3 separate regions of the Homo sapiens genome follow, and all the other regions are linked to region 2. A link is a loop called in an ENCODE intact Hi-C map of the cell type or tissue named here. Cell type or tissue: mammary epithelial cell. All regions are shown on one strand.

The links. A loop is a pair of places that touch in the nucleus more often than their neighbours do. Peaks named below come from ENCODE experiments on the same cell type or tissue, not always from the same donor. Only the 100,000 strongest peaks of a DNase experiment are listed, where the experiment ranks them.
Region 1: a loop joins it to region 2, with 15 times the contacts of the local background. A loop is called at or near these places in 21 of 110 quality-filtered maps.
Region 3: it touches region 2 in a loop (13-fold over the local background); 4 of 110 quality-filtered maps call a loop at or near these places.

The regions. Positions count from the first base shown.
Region 1 is chr2:19,745,342-19,747,841 of GRCh38, reverse strand. No RefSeq gene overlaps it. Among named protein-coding and RNA genes, the nearest start is that of LINC00954, 120 kb to the left of the region's middle. In mammary epithelial cell, a CTCF peak has its summit at 1,016 (motif pointing right); no DNase peak of the experiment used is centred here.
Region 2 is chr2:19,368,338-19,370,837 of GRCh38, reverse strand. No RefSeq gene overlaps it. Among named protein-coding and RNA genes, the nearest start is that of OSR1, 11 kb to the right of the region's middle. RefSeq lists a silencer at 1,116-1,410. In mammary epithelial cell, a CTCF peak has its summit at 1,300; no DNase peak of the experiment used is centred here.
Region 3 is chr2:20,097,003-20,099,502 of GRCh38, reverse strand. All of the region lies in intron 2 of LAPTM4A-DT (LAPTM4A divergent transcript), which reads right to left. Among named protein-coding and RNA genes, the nearest start is that of LAPTM4A-DT, 46 kb to the right of the region's middle. In mammary epithelial cell, a CTCF peak has its summit at 1,159 (motif pointing right); a DNase peak (open chromatin) is centred at 1,132.

The sequences.
Region 1 (2,500 bases), 380 kb before region 2:
GGCAAAGGTGGGCCATGGTTGGCCTTCCTAGAACCCTCTGGCTCCCAGTGGTTGGATGCCCCTGCTTTCCTCTGCAATGCCCCATCCCTCAGGGCGTTGGCCAGTGGCAGTGACTGCTGGCCTCGGGAGCCCAGGCTGAGGCCAGGCCAGTGCCCATGCAGCTTTGTGCTGCTTCTTCATCTGTGGCCAGACAGCCTGGTGGGTGCTTGTTGGTGCCACGAATAACATTTTGCTAGAGTGGAAGCCCAGAAAAATTCTTCTTTTGTTAGGTTTAAGTCTCTCCCTGAGATATCCCTTTTTCCACTCTAAAAATAGCTGCCTAGCACAGTTGCTACATTTGAGTCACCCACTCCCTGCTTAAGTACAGTGCTCACACTCCCTGCTTAAGTACTGCTTAAGTACAGGGCTAGGTGAAGGTCAGAGCCTGCGTCGTTTGCCCCTTCTCCCTTCTCTGTCTCTGTCTCTGTCTCTAAAAACCTCACAGTTAGTTACATGAAACAGTAAATGAACACTTGCTGTTTTGTAGAGCGTCTTCTCTTTGTCTTGCTCTGTGTTCTGCTCAGTGCAGGTAGCAGGTGCCATGCCAGGCCCAGGCCTTGTTTTCTGAGGCTTCTAGAGGGACTCAAGGGGCACTGTAGCCCCTTGGAGACCCAGTTGTACCCTGAGGAAGGGCTGCGAGGGAAGGGAGTTCCTCTCGCCTGGGGACTCGGGAAACTTCCTGGAAGAGGCTCACCCGTGGCCAACCTTGGAGGTGGGGGCATTGCCATGGCATGCCTGGCCCAGCTGGGGTAAAGGCTGGAGGGCCCTGGGTGGTGAATTTCAGCCCTGACCCAAGCTCCCCTAAGTCTTTGCCTTTGTGAGCTGGGGGAGCCTCAGGGCAGGCTCTTCGGTACCACTCAGGTGGGTGAGTGATGAGGACGTGGGCCCGGGGTCAGGCACACGCTGCATGCTCTCAATCCACTTGTGGGTCTGGCTGGGGGTTGGGGCGGGGGCACTGTCCACTGGAGGGCACTGCAGCACCACCTTGGGCCACCCTGGCAGCCCCTCTACCTTAAGAATAGAGCTTGTCTACTTCCTGCAGCAACCTCATGGTCAGCTCTAGAGACAGAGACAGGCCAGGTTCCGCCTGTCTAGCGATGATCTCCTGTGGGGCTGGGGCCTCCAGCGGGGTGCTCTGACACACAGTTTCCGGCACACTAGGCCCAATGTCTCCACATACCCCATGCCTCCCACCTTCATTCACATGGATCTGTACAGACATACATGTTCACCATCACACACAAACATGGGTCCACACATACACATTCCCAACCACACACATCTATACACTGACTGTCACACCATGTCAGTAACACACACACACACACACACACACACACACACACATGCTCTCCCACTGCACTTCTGTGGTGTACGTCGTAACATGACTGGCCCAGCCATGTGCCCCACACATGCAGGCGGCCTGGTGCAGCTGTTTGTGTGGTAGGGCTGATGTCATGTCAAGAAATTTCGTGTTATATTTAAAATGACACCTGTAAAAATAATCGTCAATTTGCAATTTAAATACTGTAATACTCAATTATGTGAACTGACAGGAAGTGCCCCAGTGGCTTTGGAGAACAACACGCTTGTGTGCCGCCACCCTCCAGTGTGCTGGGAGCTGCGAGGTGGGGACAAAGCCCAGCCTTCTTCCTGAGCCACCTGCAAGGTTGCCGGGGTCTAGGGCTTGGTGGCTTCTATACCCTGAGCGGTGCCCAGCGCTGCCTGCTTGCTGTCTGCACATCCCTCTGTCCTCCTCTCCCAGCTGCTTCCCGAGAGAGCACCTCTTGGGGATTTAGCCAGGCAACTCGAAACACAGTTTCCACCCTGGGAAGACAGGAGGCTCTGGCGTGACTTTCAGCCGTCTTCCGGCCTTGGGTTACAGTCTGAACTCTCAGAATAACAGGCCAAAGCCACAATCCCTTGGCCTCACGAGACAATTTTGCCATTCTGCAGCCCCTTTCTCCCTGCCCCTTAGTCTTTCACACGCAGCATAAAGTCTGTAGTTTGCAGTTTCGCAGTTTGGAACCCGCAGCCCCAAGAACCCAGCCCCACTTCCCAAACACCACACCTGTGTCTCCATCTGGCAGCGCAGCCACCCCTGGTCGCCACGGAGCACAAGCGGCAGGGTATACTAAACAGCACACTAATGGTGGTGCTAGCCCCTGCATTCACACCACTCCTGAGAGTCCCTCAGCTCAGCCTCACAGCCCCCAGCCACTGGCCATCCCAGAGCTTACAGGCTGAGCTGCACCCACACAACATCAGCCTGTGGGTGTTCTGCAGGCACCCCATGCTGAGCACACCCACACTGAACACCCTTCTCTCCTAGACTCACTCTTTCTTCCCTTTTCTTTTCTCCCACTGTGAGTGACTGCCCCTCACTCCCAGCTAACCATGCCAGAAAACAGGTCTTTGTTTTTGTCTTCCCCGGCTTCTTTGCCCACCCTGGCACCCCAGC
Region 2 (2,500 bases):
TTACAATTTATCACAGAAACCAGGACAATTGCGTCTGGGACAAAAACAAGACAAGATCCTAGGAAAGCCAGTGTGAATGAGGATCGTCTAGGAAAACTGGCACTCTTGATCTGTGTATCAGTTGGGGTCCAGTCAGGACAACAGAAACCACACTAGGCATTTCAACAGAGAGAATTTAATATAGAAGATGGGTTAAACTGGTCCAAGAAAGCAAACTGGGAGCACTAGGGAAAGGGTGGGGAAACAAAGGCAAAGATTGTGGGTGTCAGCATCTAGAAGCTCAGAGGACGAACCCTGTAGGACTGGGCTCAGCCCTCTGAGGAGGCAGCACATCCTTGCTGCTTCTGGGTGGCTCAGGAAGTCTATAGGAAGTCCATGGAGTAGAGGTTCAGCTCTCTGAGGACAGTTATTGCCCCACTGGGGAGGGCACCTTCCTAGGGCATGATGAGATTGGTTCTGGGAGTGCTGAAAGAAGTTGAAGATTGGAACCAACTGGCGATGCTAAGTGAAAGTCCATCGCTAGAGGCCAACCCCTGGTTGCTGCTCCCATGCCCCTATTTGCAAAATCTAAGAGAAAGTCATCTGACAGAGGAAAACTTTAGCCTGCAGATCCCAGCCCTGGTGTCACACAGCAGAGCGTAGAAATGTGGACTTGGAACTGAGCAACACTGGCGTAATAATGGGCACAGTTGTTCTTATTGTACTTGCAGCACCAGGCTTGAGAACGGTTCTGATTTTGAGGAGGAAATTCTCCTAAAAGATCCTTCAGCTCAATAAGTGATAAAAATCACAGTCTAGTCTGCAGAAGAAAATAGGATTTATCAGTTATTCCCTTTGTGCCACGAACTTTACAAACGTTAGTTCATTAATCACAATAATCCCATAGAACTTGTGTTCATCCTGTTTTTACAGATGAGGAAACTGAAGTTTCAGGTGGTTAAGCTGTTTGCCCAAAAACAAGTAGCTGGGGAGAGGCATGTTCTAGAGACATGGACTAGAAGCCTGTCTCTTTCCACCACCTCTTGGTCTTTCTAGGGAGGAAGCTGCTTCTTTACAGGGCTGAGGCCCATGATCCTGGATGGAGGGGCAATGGCTGGACCACTCCTGGAGGCCCTGGGCCAAGTGACCTCTGCTGGCCACTGGTTTCTGGAAAGCTCATCCCCAAAAGGTTTTCCATCCTTTGAGTTCACACCTAGCCAGACTCAAAACCTAAAGTGATTTATTCCCACTAAATGCTGGCCTCACACCCATGGGAAGAAGCCAAGACTTTGTTTGAATGAGCTCGCCATCTCTTGGAGAAAGCATCACGCTGCAGCCACCCATAGCTATGTTTTGGAGAGAGTGTGTTTGTGTGTCTGTTCATGTATTCATGTGTCTTATAAATTCAACCTTACTCAGTAGGATGGCATTCTTGGATAATAGACCTTTCAGCCAGAGGGCCAAAATTGCAAAGACAACAGTTATTTTTTGGCTGAATCAAGTTCTTCAGCCTTAGCTGAAGACGAAGGCAAATTGTGCCTGTGTTTTCTGGAAATGCTGATGCTGAGATGGGACCTTATTGAGGAATTCACCAAGGCCCAAGGGAACTGAGAAGATAAATGCTACCAGGCGGCTGCAACTTGAGCAAAATTCAAAAACAATAGAATGTCAACTGAAGATCATAGAGACTGTGGCAAGTATGACAGAAAGCAAGGGCAATGGCTAGGTCCTGAGACCAATGAGGATGTGGATAATGGGTGCTGGCACTACAAACACTGCTTTGAAAGAAGCTTGAAGAAAAGGAGGCAGATTCGGCACTCCCTACCCAGGACCCCAGCTCATCACTGAGGAAGAGGGAAATGCAGCCAGCGGTTTGGCAAACTGCCCTCCCCAAATACCCCTGTTCCAGCCTTCACAGTGGTTTCCTGAGCAGCTCGAGGCGGGCCAGGTATGGGTTTCTTCTGTCATGTCAGTGTTCTCACAGAGAGGGCTTTTGGGTCCTTTTGGAAAGTGACTTGGCTGGAGCCACACTCCTGCCAGTGTGGCAGCTGTTACCACTTATACCAGGAACATCTGGCTTGAAGATTGCAGTAAAAGTGACACTTGTCTACAGAGAAAAAATGTTGAAGTATACATTTTGGACATGAAGAAATAAGTAATGACATTTAATGTTTTCATAAAGCTGCTACACTGAAGAGCAATCATCCAAACCCCAGGCCCAGGCATGGGTGTATCTGTCTATTGCTGTGTGCCTGCAGGTCTATGAAAGGCTTTGTACCTGGAACATCACTGCCTGATGCAAGCTTTGTCCTCCCTCTGAAGACAAGCAACAAAGGGAGGCCCTTGGTAAGACCTCTTCCTTCAAGATCTAAATCACAAAATTGAGGAGCAGGGAGCAAAATGTAAGGAGTACCCACCAGATGACAGGAAAGCCAGCTTTGAGTTGCAATGCTGTTACTGGGTAAATCACATTGCCGGGGTCAAATTTCTCATCTGTAAAATGGGAGTGTCAAAGATGATA
Region 3 (2,500 bases), 730 kb before region 2:
TCAACATGTTGGCCAGGCTGATCTCGAACTCCTGACCTCAGGTGATCCACCCACCTCGGCCTCCCAAAGTACTGGGATGACAGGCGTGAGCCACCGTGCCCGATGTCACATGACCATATTCTTAATTCAGCAGTGCTCAAAGTGGTCTGGGGCTGCTTGGGCATTCCCACGACTTTCAAGACAGAGCGTCCCAAGATCAAACTTGTTTTCATAACAATATAAACTGATTGCTATTCAGATTGGAAAAAATAAAAATATGTAACCATACAAACACGTTATTTGCCCTTTCCACTTTCATTCTGTCTCAGGTGTACAGCGGAGTATTCCAGAGGCTACATGATATGATACGGCGAGAGATTGCGTTTAGAAGCAAATGTGAAAATCAGTTGTCTTCTACTAATCCAGGTCTTAAAGGGAGGGTTGCAAAAGTATAAAATAATGCCACTTTCTGTACATTAAAAAAAAACTAGTTATTTTTATTAAAATGTTATACTGGCTGGGCGCAGTGGCTCACATCTGTAATCCCAGCACTTTGGGAAGCTGAGGCGAGTGGATCACCTGAGGTCAGGAGTTCAAGACCAGTCTGGCCAACATGATGAAACCCCGTCTCTACTAAAAATACAAACAAATTAGCCAGGTGTGGTGGCGCCTGTAGTGCCAGCTGAGGAGGCATGAGATGGAGGCTGAGGCACAAGAATTGTTTGAACCCAGGAGGCAGGGGTTGCAGTGAGCCGAGATTGTGCCACTGCACTCCAGCCTGAGTGACAGAGCGAGACTCCGTCTCAAAAAAAGAAAAAAATAATAAAAAGAAAAGGAAAAAGAAAAAGTTATATTATAAAATGAAATTTTTAAATAAATATTAAAATTATCAGTGTTAGTTGCCAGTATGGTATAACTCAGTAGATATTAGCCACATAAACATATTGGGATCCTCAATAATTTTTGAGAGCGTAAACATGTAAAAAGTGTCAAGGAACAAACTGGTTCGGATAGAGTAGCTGTAGCCCGGCTTGGGCGGCTGCTGCCCCTGCCCCAAGGAGCCAACTGAAGCCTGGTGTTTCCCTAGGAACGTACCAAGTGCTGACCTGCACGCAGGGAGAAGGGGCAGATGCGGCTAAGACGAGTTGACATTACAAGGCAGCGACGCAAGAGGGCGGCCTTACCCACGGGCAGGTTTCTTGTGCTGGATGCAAGATGACTGATGCAAATGTCAGTTTTATTCACCTCATTAACGAAAAGCAACTTTGGTTTCTTGTTTACAATGATATAATTTTTACCTCTCTTGTGTTTCTCTGGCTCAATATGGGTTCCAGTAAACACGTGCTGCCTGCTCATTTAAGGACTCCACACTGGGGCATCCTATGTGCTGGGGCAGGCACTCCCTGGTCACACCCCTCTGGCCCCTCAGGACGGAATCACAGAAAGACACATCAGCCCTTTGACCCTGTGTCTCCTGAAGTGGCCGCTGGAACACTGGCCTCCCACGGGTCCTAGTGAGGGTAGGCGGACATTTACTCCGGGGACCTCCATAGTGGCAACCGTCCAGGCTGGCCACTCCTGGTTCCGGCTGACATCTCACACTTTGCTTTGTGATACCACAAAGATGTTTTCTTGGTTTGTGTGTGTCTCTGGCCCATCCCTGTGGTTCCCAATGCCTGAGACTGGTTCATAGCAAGTAACCAGACTGGGTCTTTAGAGGTAATTAGGGGAGGGGATGGGCACTGGGAGGGTCCCTGGCTGGAGGTAAGGGACCCAGCTTCCAGGAGGCCTCCTGAGTGCCCTTAGGCCAGTCATGTGTCCCCTGGAGCCACAGCTTCTCATCTTTCAAAGGGGACTTCTGCCTGGGTCAGAGAGCTGTTATGGGACTCAGGTGGCACAACCGTGCGGTGGGCGCTGTCTGCCATGATACTGAAGTATGAAGTACGGGTGTTTATGGAATTCTTTTCTCTCTCCTATTGGCGGGGGCAGTGGAAGGTGTTTTTTTTGTTTGTTTGTTTTTTGTTTTTTGTTGTTTTTTTTTTTTTTTTGAGACAGAGTCTGGCTCTGTCGCCCAGGCTGGAGTGCAGTGGCGCGATCTCGGCTCACTGCAAGCTCCACCTCCCGGGTTCACGCCATTCTCCTACCTCAGCCTCCTGAGTAGCTGGGACTACAGGCGCCTGCCACCAAGCCCAGCTAATTTTTTTGTATTTTTAGTAGAGACAGTGTTTCACCGTGTTAGCCAGGATGGTCTCGATCTCCTGACCTCGTGATCCACCCGCCTCGGCCTCCCAAAGTGCTGGGATTACAGGCGTGATCCACCGCGCCCAGCCGGGCAGTGGAAGGTTTTTGACAGGGAAAGGGCACAGTCTGTTTTGTGCCTTGGAAGGGTGTATCTGGTGACTGGTGAGAATGTTTGATTGATTGATCGATTGAGACAAAGTCTCTCTCTCTTGCCCAGGCTGGAGTGCAGTGGCACAATCATGGCTCAGTGCAGCCTCAACTCCCTGGGCTGAAGCCATCC